Regions from separate parts of the Homo sapiens genome. Here region 1 is linked to region 2. Evidence: chromatin contacts called from ENCODE Hi-C or POLR2A ChIA-PET data. All regions are on one chromosome and are shown on one strand. The core of a region is the stretch at or near the end of the contact, and the rest is flanking DNA. Distances in the headings are between cores, read along the strand shown. Region 1 overlaps TCF4 (transcription factor 4). Region 2 holds the start of MBD2 (methyl-CpG binding domain protein 2).

The links. A loop is a pair of places that touch in the nucleus more often than their neighbours do. ChIA-PET counts read pairs that join two places held with the same protein, here RNA polymerase II (POLR2A). Pooled maps may share reads with other maps.
Region 1: a pooled map shows a loop between it and region 2 (17-fold over the local background). The contact joins the enhancer-like site here to the promoter of MBD2 in region 2. A Hi-C loop is called at or near these places in 2 of 37 single-sample maps with no recorded cell type and 3 of 50 pooled maps. POLR2A ChIA-PET finds 5 or more read pairs at or near these places in 1 of 52 experiments (GM12878).

What each region holds. Positions count from the first base shown.
Region 1 is chr18:55,246,690-55,252,676 of GRCh38, forward strand. The region is part of intron 15 of TCF4 (transcription factor 4); the gene reads right to left. Among named protein-coding and RNA genes, the nearest start is that of LINC01929, 130 kb to the left of the region's middle. RefSeq lists enhancers at 2,914-2,963, 2,974-3,033. Within about 2 kb of position 2,974, at least 3 of the 41 ENCODE cell types and tissues checked have a DNase peak (open chromatin) inside an H3K27ac peak, as active enhancers do; they include GM12878, where a contact is called at or near this core.
Region 2 is chr18:54,221,621-54,228,234 of GRCh38, forward strand. MBD2 (methyl-CpG binding domain protein 2) reads right to left here and starts at 3,049. Exons shown (of 7, transcript NM_003927.5): 1 at 2,398-3,049. The coding sequence starts at 2,939. It overlaps SNORA37 (small nucleolar RNA, H/ACA box 37), which reads right to left and starts at 792; the gene lies at 664-792. RefSeq lists a silencer at 2,750-3,139 and enhancers at 3,890-4,432, 4,433-4,973.

The DNA.
Region 1 (5,987 bases), core at 1,724-4,223, 1.0 Mb after region 2:
AAGTTCTTTTACCTTTCTGTCCTTTTTTTTTTCAGTTTTAAAAAAATAAAGTATGATATTGATAAAGTTCAAAACTTTCGGTTGAGGTTGCTAATCTGCTCTCCGAAATACTTGATAGTTGTGGAGATTAGGAGAGATGACAGAACACTAGAGAAGGCAAATATCCTAATTTAAAGAAAAACAAGATAGTAGCTATTGAAAGATGATGTTGACCACCAATAGCTTGGGTGAAATTCTGTAACAGGGTATTTAGAAAATAGTTTTGAAAGTGCTCTGAAACACAGGAATGGCCTCTCAAACTCAGTTTGGTTCCACCAGAGCAAGGCATTCTGGACAAGCCTCATTTCCTGCTTCACAGTGAGTGCTGCATGCCCGGCTTCTGTGACAACGCTACGGACAAAATGAGCAAAGGTGGGCCATACGGTGTATAAGGAGGGAGACAGAACCAGCTGAGATTAAACTCAAAGGATAGAAGACAGCACTCGTGTAGAAAGAATGTCTGTAACACTGAGCCTCATGGCCTTCTGGTCAATCCCCTCCCCTGAAAATATTGTATTGGTGGCTTTGATGTGGGCATTAGTCACACCCATCACATTTGCCAGCAACAGAGATGGCAGAGTATGTGACTGAATGAGGGCTTCAGGGAAACCATTAAACAGGAATCAGACTGAGGCTACAACATAACATTCAATGGGGTTTCATGAAGTTTTGTACAGACACAACAAAAAGTACACAATGAGACTGGGGAGATAGGTGGCTTATGGATTTCAGTTGATTACAAATTGAATATATGTCAGCAGGACAATGAAAGCATCAAACATAGCAAAACAGGATATTGTTAGGTGGCCTTAATGAAGATACAAGGTACTGAATGGGGGAGGAGATAGATCCACCCTAGTCCACTTGATCCTTTCTTAAGCACTGTGTTCAGTTTGCGGTTCCACACACTAAAAGGTTCTTGTGGAGAAAAAGGCATCCTTGCTAAACTAGGGAGAATGCACTGGGAAGCAATGGAGTTCATGACAGGGAGTCCAAACTTTTTTTCAGGTTAAATATTTGAAGATAGTGATGTTTCGTCTAGAGGGAAAAAACACTCAGCAGACTGTCTTCAAATAACTGAGTTTCTCAAGTGCTTGTTGGACTTGATTTGTGGGCAATTCTATTGGGCAGAAACATAAGGACTGTAGAAAAAAGCAAATTTGGGCTGGACCTAGGAAGAACTTTCAAATATTTGATGAAAATGGACTTTGTGGGCATTTGGAGCTAGTCACCCTTGAAGGAAGGAGGCTGATCAAGACTTGTTGACTGCTTGGCAGGAAATCTGTAGGGAGATTTCAGTAGAGATAATCTCTTAAATTCCCTGAGAGTCCATGGGAATAACTGCTTAGAAATGAAGTATGCACTCAAATAGACACAGAACTTTATGGAATCAAAACCTGTGAAAGCCCAAGAGGAGCAACTGATAAATTGATAAAGATCAAAACTTTCAGTTGAGGTTACTAATCTGCTCTCCGAAATACCTGATAGTTGTGGAGATTAGGAGAGATGACAGAACACTAGAGAAGGCAAATATCCTAATTTAAAGAAAAACAAGATAGTAGCTATTAAAAGATGATGCTGACCACCAATAGCTTCGCTGAAATTCTGTAACAGGCTATTTAGAAAATAGTTTTCTATTTTATCAACTTTATCAACTGAAGATGCTGATGCCTCTGTTGATCATATCTTTGTTGAAGAGGCCCACATAGAAACAGAATCTTCTGACTCCTGCTGCTCCCATGACTATGTACCAATAACTGCCACATCACATCAATGCCCACTACCCTCTCTTTTTGCCAAATATTACTGGTAGAGCTAAATAGCAACTCATTGCAGGCAGCCTAGGGCCAACTACAGAGTTTTCTTGGATTTCATTAGTTAAGTCAGAGTAACAGAATGGTTTCTAATTTCTACCACTCACAGTTTTGAAATGGTTATGGTATTAGGGTAAAGAGGAAGTCGGCTGAGCAGTGTAGGATATAGCACAAGGAGTGCTGGTCTGCTTGCTGTTTTGTCTGGTTTCCTTTTTTGTGTGTGTGGCAGGGTCTCTCTGTCACCCAGGCTGGAGTGCAGTGGCACAATCTTGGCTCACTGCAACCTGTGCCTCCAGAGTTCAAGCAATTCTCCTGCCTCAGCCTCCTGAGTAGCTGGGATTACAGGTGTGCACCACCATGCCCGGCTAATTTTTGTATTTTTGGTAGAGACAGGGTTTCACCATGTTGGCCAGGCTGGCCTCGAACTCCTGACCTCGAGTGATCCACCCGCCTCGGCCTCCTAAATTGCTGGGATTACAGGGGTGAGCCACCGTGTCCAGCCTCTTTTGTCTGGTTTCTAATTCTACTAGTGAGTACCCATGGTTTGGTCACTTCCCCTTCCTAGGCCTTAGTCTTCAAAGAAGGGCAATGGGCTGATTTCCAGGGTACTTTTAGAATCTAAAATTCAGTGGTCTGAGCTCTTAACTATACAAGGAAAACTAACTGAAGTTGTTTGTCCTATGAAGCCCTAAGAGGTAAAAGTTCTCATGTATATAATGTCAGTTAAATAAAAAGATACCACTTTTCCTAAGGAATGCTCTTTTGATAGACTGCATTTAATCCAAAGTAAAACAAAAATTGTTACTGAAAAGAGGAAAACTGGGCAAAGATCCACTTTTATTGGTGATTTCTGAAATGGGTTCCACATCCCCCACCTGCAGGACTCTGAAGGGATGCTGTGGAGGACAGGTGTGTGGGGTGAGTTGCACATGACTCCCCCATCCCTAAGTCAACTGGAGATGACCACTCCTCTACTAAACAACCATGTGATCTTTCACTACTGGATAAGGGTCAGGCCCCTGGTCTTTTAGAGGGCATAGCAGACTGGCAGGGAGCAATCTGCTTAAGTACACATCTTTTCCTACTAGCCTGTGAATTCCTTGAGAGCACAGAACCTACACTTGGTAACCACGGATAAATGTTATTGAAATGAATAAATAGACTTTAAACAAGAAGGATCTGAGAGCTACACTAATGCGATATATGAATAGTAGAGGGGATTTTTAGCTCAATGATCACGTAGTTGCTGACTCTACCAACAAATAAACGGGAACACATAGAGTCACATAAAGACAAGTTTGATGTGGGTTTTGTTCTTAGTCAGTTAAAAAAGCGGTTAGGTCATTTGAAACGCTTCTTTTCAGGCCTCATCTGTGGATGTGAATACTGAATGAGTAACAGAGAGAATTCTATCTGGAAAATTGCCCTTTCCATAATTTATAAGAAATCTAATCATTTAATATCAGGATTAATCATGGAGGTCTCTGAGGCAGAGAGGGAATCATACTTGGTAAGAGTTTCTAACTAGGGTAGTGAAGACCTGGCTATTTCCTTATTCTCCCACATTCAGAGATTTCTGCTTTAATTTTGGAAGAAAAGTGGGTGGTTATAGTAAGAAAAATAACTTGATAACTTAAAATTTGCTACCTCAAGGACCCTGGTAGGGAGAGTTCACACCTCTTAGGCACTCAGCGCAAACATGTTGGTTTAAGAATAAGTGCATAGATAATGTGGGTTTTAATCCAAGCATGCCACCACTTTGGAGGGAAAGTTCTCTGTCTATACATTTGGGAAGAGAGCTGCTCTGGGAACCCAGCCATGGAATACCTGGAAACTTCTTTTGCCAACCAACACTTATCAAGTTTTGAAAATCACAAGCTCCTAGCATTTAAAATAAGTTCTGAAAAGGTGTTCTCATAGATAATCTCTGGAGAGTATGCCTGGTAGTAAAAAAGAGCATTGAATTTGGAGTTGATGTGCTTGAGTTTAAATCCCGCTGCAGGACTTGAGACTAACTGCTCAAACTTCTAAGGCTCACTTTACCGACACCTGAAATGACCACTATTATCATCCTCACTGGGCTGTTGTGAAGACTGCCTAAGACAACACATGCAGAGCGCCTAGCAGAGGGGCTGCCAACTCACACTCACAGAATGTTAAGTTTCCTCGTTTCTTTTCTCCCGTTTCTATGGATGATCTATTTACAGGGGTCGGGGGGAGAGAGACAAAATATAATATGTGAGACTCGAGGAATTTACAACAGTTGGTAAGGCAGAGTCATATCTATAAAAGATGCACAGCTATGCGGAGCTGGTTAAGATAAATATCTAGAAATGGTATGATTCATAGGGCTGTAAGAATAGAGAAAAAAATGGCTAGCATGAGTGGGGTAGCAAGGGAAGGCTTCCTGGAAGAAGAATGATTTGAGTCAGTGCTTTGAGAATGGGTGGGTATTAGGTGTACAGAGATAAGCAGATAGGGCTGGACAAGACAAAGAGATACAAAAGTTCCGAAGGAGAACATACAGGGTGAATTCTGGTAATATGCCCAGCCTTGTCTTGCTGGAAGACTTGTTGCAGATTGGAAGAGCTCAACATAAGGCTTTCGGTAAATGGTAATAGGCTTCAAATGCTGAGCTAAGGAATTGGTCTTTATCTTGTAGAAAATGGAAAGGCAGGGAAGGTTTTTGAGCAGGAAATAAGCATAGCTCAATAATATCATCCAGAGAGCTTGCAAGTATACAAACATTCGCTCTTGTGTTATGAGCCATGCCGCTGTGAAAAAAAAAAATCCCTTTCATTATACTAATACTTAGTAAATCACTGAAGACCTACTTCAGAACTCCAAGGAAAACATTTTATGAATCAAAAGCTAAGGACAATATGTTAGCAATTAAATGAGATAACATAACAGCCGAGGCAGAACCACAGTTTTCCCCACCACAACTTCAAGCTGCTGCAGAAAGAAATGCTTATATCACCTTCCAAGTTATCAAGCCATTTTGTTTTGATTTTTGGAAGGCAGGGAGAAAGGAAATGAGAAGCGTACGGAGGTCGAGAGGATTCAGAGCTGTCTACTCTTTAATCAGAAGGAATTACTGAGGAGAGTTAGAAAGGCGATGTGCTCAATACAAAACCGGGACTGGGATGAGTATCAAGTTACTGCAACTCGCTTCCGCCCAGAACAACAAACGAAGGTGTGTAGTTGGGAATGAGACTCTCACCAGTGCTCTCTGCTGAAGTTTCCGGTGCATACCTCCCACGGCTACTTTATTTACTGCAGCTGGCCAAAGTTTTATAGCCTGTTTCATGTATTAAAATTCAAATGTGGAAAACATTACCAGTATCCTCCTTGAATTTTTTTGTTGTTGTGGGGAAGGGGGATGAGGTTTTTTTTTTTTTTTTTTTGCCTTCCCCTTAAACTTCCTTTTTATTGTGGAATGTATCAAATGGTCAAAGGCTAACTTCAGACTGATTAAATTCAAAAACTATTTCCTTTGTTCTTATGTTTTTGTTTTAAAATTCATACCAGTTTGCACGGGAAAGATAGGCCAAACCAATCCTTTTCACACACATTAGTGTTTCAGGCTGAGGAGCTCAGATTCTGGGGACACGTTGAATGGTTTTCAGGAAGAAAGGAGAGAGACTGCAAAACCCCATTTGGTTCAAAGGGCAGCAGGGTGATGACATGCCATATCTTTGGAGTTACGCTATGATCTGCTTGGCTCTGTGGCTGTCCTTGATTGAATATTAAATGTCTTCAGAGGAGAAAACAGGAACTTATCCTTATCAGCAAAACTGGCGGCTTTATTGCTTTTGTGTGTGTGTGTGTGTGTGTGTATATCAAGATCAAATTAAAGGGGTTTCTATGTAATATTGGCTAATTATTTCCTTTTTTCTACCGTTCTATTCAGTCGTCTCACTTTCGGTTCTACTGAGGTCAGTCCAACTTCCCATCTCCAAAAATAATTCTAGTCTTTTCCTCCCATCCCACCTCTGAATCTGACTCAAAAAGGAGTCAATTCAAAGGTCAAATAGTCCCCAAAAGTATTTATGTATAGTTTAATATTTAAAAGAACCACTTAACCTACATATGGTATTTAAGAAAAACTTTACATATTTATGGAAAAAATAG
Region 2 (6,614 bases), core at 1,799-4,298:
AAAAATTAGCCGGGCATGGTGGCAGGCACCTGTAGTCCCAGCTACTTGGGAGGCTGAAGAATCACTTGAACCCGAGAGGCGGAGGATGCACTGAGCCGAGATCGCACCACTGCACTCCAGCCTGGGCGACAGAGCTAGACTCCATCTCAAAAAAAATAAAATAAATTTAACATCAGAAAATTTACACAACATCCAAGAAAATGTTAAGTGGCCACAAATCCAAATGAGCACTACAACAATCTGACTTCTTGAAATAACTTTTCCAACTACAAGGAAAACCAACAAACAAAAAGCTCTGCAATACCCAAAGTCAGTCTGAACAAAAACATCATCCCAAAACCAAACAAACCATATCCCAGGAGAACTGCCACAGAGTAAAATTCAAAGTTTAAGATGTTCTACTGAGAATAGCCTAGTCATCTATTCCTCAAGGAGTTCAATCACAGATACAGAATAATCTTGTCAAATATAATTGCCTACAAGACATCAGCACATAGTTCACAGAAGGTTATGCAGACAGCCTGCTTAGAAAGAAAACAGAATGCTCTGTTAATGAAAGAATACTAGAAAACGAACAATTGTGAACGGCACTAAATGAAACTAATGAACTTGAGAAAACTAATCTTTTTTTAACCACAATAACCTTTTTTTTTAATCAGAAGAAATTGTCCCATTGAATGACAGCTGCCACTGGCACAGTCCCAGGGCAAGGATGCCAACAAAGGTTTTCTCTCAGCACCAGCTACCAAATCCTGGCCCCACAGCCTGAGGGAGGACCTGTGAAAGTGCTCACAATAACTTTCTTACCATTAAATCAAATATTTAATGATGAGGAAATACAAACCAAGACTATCACACTTTTTCTTTTTTTTCTTTAAAGAGATGGGGTTTCACTCTATTGCCCAGGCACAATCATAGGTCATTGCAGCCTCGAACTCCTGGACTCAAGAGATTCTCTCGCCCCAGCCCCGTAACTGGGACCACAGGTGATTACTACCTTCTTATGTTTAAAAGAAGTTCTCCATTTTATCATATGAGGTTTCAAGATGAGGGTCCAGATCAAGTGGAAGACTAAGTTCTATGAAACATCACTTTTATTTTTTAGTTGAGGTGAAGTGAACTTACTACAACTACTCATCCATATATAGCAACCATCAGGAATGTGTTCGTATTTACATGCTGCACCAGCAGTGATCACATTCTTGTGTGTGCATATGTATGTATATATGTGTATGTACATTTCTTTAACCTTTTCAATCTAGTTAAAAGTATTTTTAGTTCATAAGCATGGTATGTGTACAGACACATTTTCCCAGAGCTACTTGAAGAGGACAGGAAATCCTTTATAACATTATTACAATAGCTAAATGACAATTGTCTCCAATACCCATATACATTCCCTGAAAAATGCTTCAGTCAGTCCACAAACACGTACCTCCAAACTACTGAATACAAGTTTATATTATCTTCTATCAATAGCATGGCTTATTACAAAATTTAGTAAATGTGTATTAAGTCCACGGATGTCAATTGCCATAGGCACTTTCTTGAGCTTACTGGGTCACACAAACTGAAGACATCAGCAGCATGACCACGGGATTGCAAGATTACACTAAGGTGAAAAACCTTGAATCATTTAAAACAGGATGTCTCAACCTCAGCACAGGTGACAATTTGGGCCAGATCATTCTTTGTTGTGGCAGCTTTCCTTTGTATTATCGAATATGTAGCAGCATCTCTGGCCTCTACCCACTAGATGCCAGTATCACACCCTCCCCAGGTGTGAGAACCGAAAATGTCTCCAGACATTGACAAATGTTCCCTGGGGAGCAAATTTTGGTCTAGGAGTCTAAAAACTTAGTACAGTGTGTCAGTTTCAAAAGAGTATATTCTGCAATACCAAGAAGTTCCAAAAAAACTTCAGGCATTCCAAATAGCTGCTTTATACAAAACTTTCTTGGATGAAGTAAATGAAACCTTGTTACTGTAGATAGCTCATTCTTCCACATGTGCATGCTTAACACTTGTGATGATGAATCTGGGACAGGCTGGGACAGGAGCCAACAGTGACTGGGTTTTATAGTTTCGATGAATTACACCTCCTTTTAACCCTTCAGTGGACTAACCATCCCTGCCAGGCTAACCCTTTCTTCGCAAACCATCTTCCCCGACGCCTTCCACATAAGATGCCCTCCTGCGGGCCCTCACCTTTTGACACTGCCTCCCACCGCACTGGGGTCAACTCTCACCCAAGGGTTCCGCCACCTTCCACCACCAAACCAGCCTGTCCCTGCCACATGCCCCCCGGGCCCCAGCGCTCATCCTCTGCCCAGGCCCGCTCTTGACCCCTGACCCCGGCCTGACCCCGCCACCCCCTCCCCGCCCCCAGGGAGGTACCTGAAGTAGTAGACATCGCTCTTGCCAGCACTTAGCCCAGATTTTCGGATCACTTCCTCCTTCTTCCATCCGGGGGGGAGGGCCGGGCAATCCATCCTCTTCCCGCTCTCCGTGGCCCGGGGTCCCCTGGGCCCCGGCCCCGCGCTCCCCGACGGGAAAGGGACCGGCTCCCGCCGGGGGGCGCCGCCGCCACCGCTGCCGCCGCCGCCGCAGCCGCCGCCGTCGCCGCCAAGGCCGCTGCCGCCACTCGGGGGACGGCCGCGGCCCCGGCCCCGGCCCCGTCCCCGTCCCCGGCCACGGCCCCGGCCCCGGCCACGGCCACAGACGCCGCCGCCCCGGCCCGCCTGCTTCCACCGCCCCCGGCCACGGCCGCCGCCCCGAGCGCCTTCCCTGCGCACGCCGCTCACCGGGGACGGGGCGAGCGCGCTGCCCTGGCCCCCCTGCTCTATGGCGGAGTCGCCGCCAGCGCCGCTGCCGCCCGCCGCACTCTCCCCCTCCTCCTGCTCCGGGCAGCAGCGGCCTCCCCCCGGGTGCGCGCGCATCCAGCCCCCTCCCCAGCCGGCGCTGCGCTTCTTCCGTAACCGAGCCCTTGGAATCCCGGAGACCCGCCCCGCCCGCAGCGCGGCGCGCGGGGGACGCGCGCAAGCATCATAGAGCGGGCGCGCACAGAGCGGCCCTCCTGCCCGGGGCGTGGCCCCGGCCACCGCCTCTTAGGTCCTCCAAGCGCTATGGGCGGCCATCTTGTCTCCGCCTTCTCGGGGCCACGCCCCCTCCCGCGCTTTTCCGGCCCCCACTGGGCGCGCGGAGCTGGGAAGGTTGGTCGGGCTAGCCACCAGCTGGGGGTGTCATAGTGACTGTGGTTAGTTTGTTTCAAACGGGGTAACCTCCACCATTATGTGATTTTACCTATGTTTGCTTCCCAATTAATGAATAACAAGCAAAATAGATCTTATATTACATACCAACTCGGCTATTCATTTAAGGGGGTGATAGCCCCTTTTCCCGCCCCTCTGCACAAAGCTTGCAGGGGAGCTTATAATGAAGGAATGAAGCAAAGTGTCCCATTCGCTGAATACCAGTTCCCTCCTGAGCCTGGCTTCAGAGCCATTGACAGATTCTCCTGGAACCTTGTAAGGATGTAGGAAAGGAAATGATAACTTGGAATATGCCCATGAGTCAGATGGGGCTTACCTCTAGATTCTCCTTAGAATGACCAGAATCCCTAAATCCATCTAGAAATTTCCAGATGTCTTTGTCTAATACAAAAATCAGTGGCCTTTTATTTGGTAAATATTCCATTATGTTGAAAGTCCAGCCTAACTTACTGTCACAAGCCTTTAGGAAACTGTGTGGTATTCTTTTCGGTCTGCCAACTTGAATTTTAGAAATGCATATTTTCTATAAGTTGTCGAACACTTATAGAAGTGTGCTATTGATATTCAAGATAATATATTATGAAATATTTGGAAGATTGAAAAATGTAAAGCACATGTTATCAGCCTGATGATAAGCTATCTTGGGTTTCTATACTCATATGCCCTAAAAACTGAGGACCAAGTTTAACGTATAGAAAAAGTTGATTAATATAAAGCAACAAAAATCTAAAATTAATTTGGTTTATCTTTGCAGTATATGCAAACATTAACTCATACACACAAACTTGTCTGTCTCTAAACCTGACCTTAGTCTTCTTTTAATGTCCTTTAGTTGAAAGACACTAATTTGTGGTTTCCTACAAGAAATTTAGAAATGTGAATGTAAAAAATCATCAAGAAATGAGTTCTGAGGAGATCAGTACTGGAGACATTCATTTAGAAGTCATCTGTGGGCCGGGCGCGGTGGCTCACGCCTGTAATCCCAACACTTTGGGAGGCAGAGGCGGGCAGATCACCTGAGGTCAGGAGTTCAAGACCAGCCTGGCTAACACGATGAAACTCCGTCTCTACTAAAAATGCAGAAAATTGGCTGGGCGTGGTGGCGGGCGCCCGTAGTCCCAGCTGCTCCGGAGGCTGAGGCAGGAGAATGGCGTGAACCCGGGAGGCGGAGCTTGCAGTGAACTGGATCACGCCACTGCACTCCAGCCTGGCAGACAGAGCGAGACTCTGTCTCAAAAAAAAAAAAAGAAGTCATTTGTGGCCGGGCGCGGTGGCTTACTTCTGTAATCCCAGCACTTTGGGAGGCCGAGGCCGGCGGATCACGAGGTCTAGAGATAGAGACCATTCTGGCCAACATGGTCAAACCCCATCTCTATTAAAATACAAAAATTAGCTGGGCGTGCTGGCGTGCGCCTGTAATCCCAGCTACTCGGGAGGCTGAGGCAAGAGAATCGCTTGAACACGGGAGGCGGAGATTGCAGTGAGTCGAGATCCCGCTACTGCACTCCAGCCTGGCAACCGAGCGAGACTCCGTCTCAAAAAAAAAAAGTCATTTGTGAAAGTGACAGTTGAAGGAGGCCCTGGAAGTAAGTAAGCTCTCCAAGGAAGGGCTTGCGTGGTTAATAATAAAAGGAAAGAGGATCAAGAACTGAATCTTGAGGAATGCCAATACTTAAGGTTCCACTGAAGGAATAAAGGAAAAAAATGATATTAAAGTTTGTATGACATAAGAGAGTACTCTGATTTTCACACATAATTGAAAGTAAAGGGTAAACATGAGCAAAAATCTCAGTAGAAACGGTAATTGAGACAGGTAGTTGAGACAACAGATGGGAACAGGTATGCTTTTGGAAAATTCTACCTTTTCATGCTGTGCTAATAAGGCTGTAGATCAAATGATATATTGGATATAAAAGCATGCTTAAAGAAATAAATCACAGGATTTTCGGGTCATTATTTTAACTTCTACTACCAGATTCCATTTGCTAAATCCCAGAAGATGTAGCTTAATGTTCCCTCTGTTAAGAAAAATCTCATTTAGACATGTCAAAAGCTTTTTGGTTACACTTGAACTTTTCTGCTGTGATACCATAGAGCAAAGTAAAAATATATATATATATATATATATATATAAAATAAAAATAAATGCTCTTATTTATTCTCCCACTAAAAGAAAAAAAAATACTCCAATTAAGGCAACAATAAATTCCAAAGGGGACTAGATTGAGATCTAAAAGGGTTAAGAATAGATGCTAAATACCTGAGAGACAGACCCCTTTGTTTCTCTTAAAATACTGGACAAATAATAAACCTTTTATAATTCTCGGAAACTGCATTTTCTATCACTCCTCCAGGAAGCATAGCAACGTTATTTTTCTCGGGTAGTAAAGTTGTGACCAAATTTTCAATTTGGTCTCTCTTACAATGGAGAAGGTTTGCTAGCTTATCTCTTGGAGAAAGTGAAAGACAAAAGCAAGATAGGATTATGTATGAAATCTGGTCCACTAAATGAACAACAGAGATGTAACCACCTGTGATCTCTGCCTCCCAGGTATAAAGGCAGGTGCTAAAACACCAACTGTCACCCCTAGAAGACTATTCTTTCTTTGATTTTTCCCTTTATTGTTTAGCAGGTAAAGCTGAATGAAGTTAAGCCATTAAAGAAAAAGTTGTGGCCGGGCGCGGTGGCTCACGCCTGTAATCCCAGCACTTTGGGAGGCCAAGGCAGGCAGATCACAAGGTCAGGAGATCGAGATCATCATGGCTAACACGGTGAAACCCTGTCTCTACTAAAAATATAAGAAATCAGCCAGGCGAGGTGGCGGGCGCCTGTAGTCCCAGCTTCTCGGGAGGCTGAGGCAGGAGAATGGCGTGAACCCAGGAGGCGGTGCTTGCAGTGAGCTGAGATCACGCCACTGCACTCCAGCCTGAGCAACAGTCTCAAAAAAGAAAAGAAAAGAAAAGAAAAAGTTGTTTTAAAGAAAGCTGTTAATTTGGATTTTTATTTTGAAAATTAGAACAAATTCAGGTAATGAAACTTCAAAGAATATTAGGAGGTGAGACTGATTTTGAGAACTATATATTTTGTCAAATATATAACCTGCGTTTAAATCTTTGAGTGTGATAAAATACCCAATAAAAGCAGGTGTTTTTTTTGGTTTGTTTGTTTGTTTGGTTTGGTTTGGTTTTTGTTTTTTGGTTTTTTGTTTGGTTGGTTGATTGGTTTATTGGTTTGTTGTTGTTTTGGCCTCCTGTGTAACTGGTACCACAGGTACGTGCCATCACACTCAGCTAATTAAGACAATTTTTTTTTTTTTTTGTAGAGATGGGAGTCTCCCCGTA